Linked DNA regions of Homo sapiens: region 2 is linked to region 1. Evidence: chromatin contacts called from ENCODE Hi-C or POLR2A ChIA-PET data. All regions are on one chromosome and are shown on one strand. Each heading gives the region's core, a stretch centred on a gene start or an enhancer-like site at or near the end of the contact. The rest is flanking DNA. Distances are from core to core; before and after follow the strand shown. Region 1 overlaps ERRFI1-DT (ERRFI1 divergent transcript). Region 2 overlaps ERRFI1-DT (ERRFI1 divergent transcript).

What was found. A loop is a pair of places that touch in the nucleus more often than their neighbours do. ChIA-PET counts read pairs that join two places held with the same protein, here RNA polymerase II (POLR2A). Pooled maps may share reads with other maps.
Region 2: a map of PC-9 shows a loop between it and region 1 (2.3-fold over the local background). The contact joins two enhancer-like sites. A Hi-C loop is called at or near these places in 15 of 168 maps with a recorded cell type or tissue (CD8-positive, alpha-beta T cell, Caco-2, HCT116 and 12 more) and 5 of 50 pooled maps. POLR2A ChIA-PET finds 5 or more read pairs at or near these places in 12 of 52 experiments (A549, AG04449, AG04450 and 9 more).

The regions. Positions count from the first base shown.
Region 1 is chr1:8,076,084-8,078,686 of GRCh38, forward strand. All of the region lies in intron 2 of ERRFI1-DT (ERRFI1 divergent transcript), which reads left to right. Among named protein-coding and RNA genes, the nearest start is that of ERRFI1-DT, 51 kb to the left of the region's middle. Within about 2 kb of position 1,293, at least 28 of the 41 ENCODE cell types and tissues checked have a DNase peak (open chromatin) inside an H3K27ac peak, as active enhancers do; they include HCT116, PC-3, PC-9 and 4 more, where a contact is called at or near this core.
Region 2 is chr1:8,039,452-8,042,054 of GRCh38, forward strand. All of the region lies in intron 2 of ERRFI1-DT (ERRFI1 divergent transcript), which reads left to right. Among named protein-coding and RNA genes, the nearest start is that of ERRFI1-DT, 14 kb to the left of the region's middle. RefSeq lists a silencer at 1,158-1,452. Within about 2 kb of position 1,285, at least 16 of the 41 ENCODE cell types and tissues checked have a DNase peak (open chromatin) inside an H3K27ac peak, as active enhancers do; they include HCT116, PC-3, PC-9 and 4 more, where a contact is called at or near this core.

The DNA.
Region 1 (2,603 bases), core at 43-2,542:
TCTCCTTTTCCTGTGAGTTCACCTTTCCTGAATCTGGATAAGGAGATAGAGAGATTGATACAGGTGTTAAAAAGAAATTACTTAGGCAGATAGTGAGGGTAAGAGAGTCCTCAGTCCTTTTAATAAAAAGCAGCCCACAAATAATTTCTTTTCTAATACAAAGCAGCCTGAAAAATCAAGCTGCAAACATAGACAAGCAAGCTGGAAGCTTGCATAGGTAAATGCCAGCAGCTGTGCCAATAGAAAAGGGCTTCCTGGAAGCCAGGTATGTTCAACACAGAGGCTCTCTCCCCTTTCCTTTGTTGCCACGTGTGTAGTAAAGAAGCAGGCTACATGGTGCTGGCCAGATAGAGACCCCACCTGCATGATAAGAGACTAGGGGCTGGGCGTGGTGGCTCATACCTATAATCTCAGTAGTTTGGGAGGCTGAAGCGGGTGGATTACCTGAGTTCAGGAGTTCGAGACCAGCCTGGCCAAAATGGTGAAACTCTGTCTCTACTAAAAATACAGAATTAGCTGGGCATGGTGGTGCATGCCTGTAATCCCAGCAACTCGGGAGGCTGAGGCAGAAGAATCACTTGAACCTGGGAGGCAGAGGTTGCAGTGAGCCAAGATCATGCCACTGAATTCCAGCCTGGGTGACAGAGCAAGACTCTGTCTCAAAAAAAAAAAAAAAAAAGAGAGATTAGGGTGGGGTGGCCAGCTTCTTTGCATGCTATGTGAATGGCTCACCTGGTCCCACCAATCCTTTGTGCCCTGTGTAAATCAGACACCACCTTCTCAAGTTCATCTATAAAACCAACTGCATCTCACCACGAACTGGGAGATCCACTCGGAACCCCTTCCCTCTGCACGAGGGAAGGCGGAGGTTGCAGTGAGCCGAGATCGTGCCATTGCACTCTAGCCTGGGCGATAGAGCAAGACTCCGTCTCAAAAAAGAAAAAAGAAAAATATGCTAAAATGACGTTTTAAAAGTTGCTTGTCCACTCATATATTTTTGTCAAGCTTTGTGTTACGAAACAGAGTCAAAGCCTAGTATCATTTTTAGCAGGGGTTGGGGGAGGGGGTGGGAAGTGATAAGTGAGACTGGAGGGAAGGCCAAAGGATTTGAAGGACAGAAAAGCACATATCCTTCCTAGACCTCCCCTGGCTCCAGGATGGAAAATGACTTGGCAGGGGCCCTTTTTGTGCAGGCCAGAAGGGAATTTATTTCCCAGCTGTTCTGTTGTATTTTCCTTGTTAGTCTTTGCTCCCACGGTCTAAGAGCAAATACCGGATCTTAGCGCCTACAGTACTGGTCAAGAGCTGCCACTTCAGTCAGTGTGACTCACAGCTGTCCGTGAACCACCTACTGTAACAGCTGGCTAGACACCACAGCCCTGCGGCCCTGCAGCCCAGCCACGTCTTTTTAGCTTCACCTCGACGGCCTTGCTCTTGACCTGAAATCACCATCACCTTAATGGGCTAGAAAAGGTGGGGTTTAGAGGTAGATACTTTTATTCATTTTTCTTAAATTGTATTTCTCAATTGCCACTCAAGGATCTTGGAAGATGTATTTAATCTCAACATCAAATTAGAGTTCTAGGAGACCAAGGCAATTGAATATGTCATTGGACAAAACTCCACTTCATATCCTTTGGTGTGTAAATGATTCATTCCTTGAAGAAGAAAGGTTCTGGTTAATTTGCGGCTTCGTTATGATTTGCTGCTTTTTTGTGATAAGGATGAGGGGAACTGCCTTTAGAAAAACTGGTTCCGTGGTAGGATCATGGTAGGATGACCTCTGGCCTCTCTCCCTGGGCTCTCTGCTGTAGCTTTCTTCCTCTCTAAGGCTTATTCCTGAAGCTTCACTAGAGACAGGTAAAATACAGTTCCTGCCCTCCGGAAGTTTCCAAATCAGCTGTGGATATAGATTACTGTAGGAGAATCATAAAATCACAGGAGTACAAATAAAATGCAGTTTCAGAGAAAGTACACATTACTTTTTGCCTCAGCTTGTACTGTAACATTAGCCTGTGTCTTTATCAGCCTAGAGCTTTACTTTGTTTTATTATTTTAAAAAAGAAAATCGTTCTGCTGGACTGGAAATACCTTGACGCCAGAGGCCATGTTATTTTTATCTTTTGATCTCCTCTCTATTCTAGTACATTCAGGCTCCACACAGGACACAGCACACATAATACTGCCTGGTAAGCATTTGCTGACATCACTGAATTGGGGAAGGTGTTGTTGAAAAGGTAGAACTTGAGCTCTGTTTTTAAATAGAGAGGGGCAGTTGGCGGTGACACACTCCCCATCTATGAGTCATTTGTTCTGGGCCGCAAGGAAGAATTTGAAAACTCAGAACAGAAGGGGAAAGAATGGCAGGTTGGTAGAATGACTAGAACAGAGCTGGGTGTTAGTTTGACAGAATATGAGGTCGGAGAGGAGGCCAACCAGCCTGGTTGCTGTTCTGGAGAATAATTGGGATATTACCGTGGCTAGATGCAGGAGGAGGGCCTTCCTGGGGTTGGAATGTTTGTGGAATGAATAGCATTTCTTTCCCTCTCTATTTCATCCTGAGGACACCGTCAGCTTCTTCACTGGTCCCTTAGCACATTTCA
Region 2 (2,603 bases), core at 35-2,534, 37 kb before region 1:
ATAACACAAACCTGCACATGTACCCCGAACCTAAAATAAAAGTTTTTTTAAAAAGTAGAATACAAAATTGAGTATGGAATATCTATCCTCATGTTATCAGTTAGGACTTTTTTTTAGTGACAGGAAACCCAACTCAAATTGGATAAATAAAAAAAGGAATTCAGTGGATCAGTACTGGAGAAGACTAGGATGTCGCTGCACACATTGCTTTGTTCACATGTTCAGATGACATCATGCAGGGCAAGACTTTCTCTAACTTTTGGCTTTATCCATGTTTGTGTTGACTTCATTTTGAGGTTCCTTGGTGGCATGATGGCTGCCAGCAAACCCTGGGATCATCTAATTAAAAATTTTAAAAACAACTTATTTAATAGTTTGAACAAAAACCCTGGGCCTGATTCTCACAAATCGAAACTGAAGGCCAGGGGAGTGCAATGTTCCAATTGGCCAAGCCTGAATGTGGGACCTCATTTGGAACCATGGGGGGAGAATCAAATCCATCTGAGGCTCAAGTGCAGAGGAGGACCAAGAGTAGAGGAGGACTAAGAGTAGAGGAGGTGATAGCTTCCCAGAGTAAGACTGAAGAATGGACTAGGAAAAAAAGGAAATGGATATTGTCAGCATACATCAAGTGTCCACAACAGCCATTTTCTTATGTACAGCATTTGACTCTGTTCACTTACAAATTTCTTAAAGTTTTCTGTTCTTTGACCTCGGTAACACTACACGTCACACCTTTTGATACCTCTCCTCAGTCCTGCTCGGTCATTTATTCTTCTCTTCCTTGTATGCTTAGATGTTGGCGTCTTCGAGGCTTTCTTTACTTATTCCTTAGTTTAGTCATCTCATTCTATTCCTGAGCTTTTATTATGATGTCTATGTAAATTACACCAAAATCTAATTGTAGTCCCATTTTCTCTCCTGGCCTGTAGTCCCTTTTTTTTTTTTCTCCTGGCCTTTAATCCCATATTTTTAATTTCTTACCAGTGCATCTCTCCTGGATATTTGTTGCAGACTGGCTTCTTGGCAAGCAGTCTTTGAGATGGAGATGAACATGGAGGACATTTATTAGAGTGTTGAAGGAAGGGTGAGGAAAAAGAATTGGGCAGAGGGAGAAGTTAAGTTGTGATCCATGTACGACATAGGCCTTAGCTAACTACATGCAAAGCTCTGGAACAGGATTGACCCTTTGGAGTTGTCCTAACTTGGGCAAGAGAGCTGGACCTTTTTTCCTCTAACTCTTATTGGTCAGTCATTGATATGGCTTGCCTTTGGAAGGAAGAGTAAGCTTGGAAAAGGCAGTTTTCTTCAGCTGAGTCACTCTCCAAACAGGGTTGACAGCTAAGGGCCATGTTCTGGCAGCATTCCCAGGAGCTTGAGGAATAAGGCTTTTCATAACTCATTGGGGATCTGGGTAGCTCATCATGGAAACTTCCTTTTGTTCTCTCTGTTGTTAGTTTATCCTTCCTCACTCCATTTTCCTAGTAGTTTTGTTGATGTTTCTACTTTGATATTTTGAGGCTATATTATTCAGAGCATACATGTTTAGAATTGTTAAATCTGTCTGATAAATCCAACATTTTGTTAATTTGTAGTAAGCCTCTATCTCTAGTAATAATTTTTGCATTAAAGTCTATTTTGTTTGATACTTCTTTTCTTTACTTTCTTTCTTTCTTTTTTTGTTTTGTCTTGTTTTGTTTTGGGACAAAGTCTCACTCTGTGGCTTAGGCTGGACTGCAGTGGCATGATCTTAGCTCACTGTAACCTATACCTCCTGGGTTTAAGCGATTCTTGTGTCTCAGCCATCTGAGTATCTGGGATTACAGGTGTGTGCCACCATGCCCAGCTAATTTTTTGTATTTTTAGTAGAGACAGAGTTTTGCCATGTTGGCCAGGCTGGTCTCAAACTCCTGGTCTTGAGTGATCTGCTTGCCTCAGCCTCCCAAAGTGATGGGATTATAGGCGTGAGAGACCACGCCTGGCCTGTTTGATATTTCTGGAGTCACAATGGCTTTCTTTTGGTTAGTACTTTGGTGTATTTTTTTCTAAAATTTTCTTTTTACTCTTTGGGTGTCCTTAAGTTTTTGGTCTGTTTTATAAACAGCGCAGAGCTGGATTAAAAAAATCTTTGTCTTCCATTGGTGAGTGTAGTTCACTTATAATTATTATGATTACTGATATATTTTACTGATAATTTCAATCATTTATACCATGCTATTTTGAACTGTCTATTTGTCTTGATTTTAAGGGTTTTTCTTTCTCATTTCTTGCATCTTTTCTTTACTCGTTGCATTTTTTTCTCATCTCATGCTCCCAATTTGGAAGTTATACCCTCTATTTCTCTTTTTTGGTGGTTACCTAGAAATTGTGAAATGCTTAACATAGCAAAGTCTAAAGCTAGTATCTTTACTCTCCTGAAAAATACAAGAAACACTTAAGAACATGTTAATTCACATCACTGCCTCCTAATTTTCATGTTCTTCCACCTCCCAATTTTCATGTTTTTGTCCAGAATTTAAACTTCTGTTTTTTTTTTTTGTTTGTTTTGTTTTTTTTTGAGATGGAGTCTTGCTCTGTCACCAGGCTGGAGTGCAGTGGCGAGA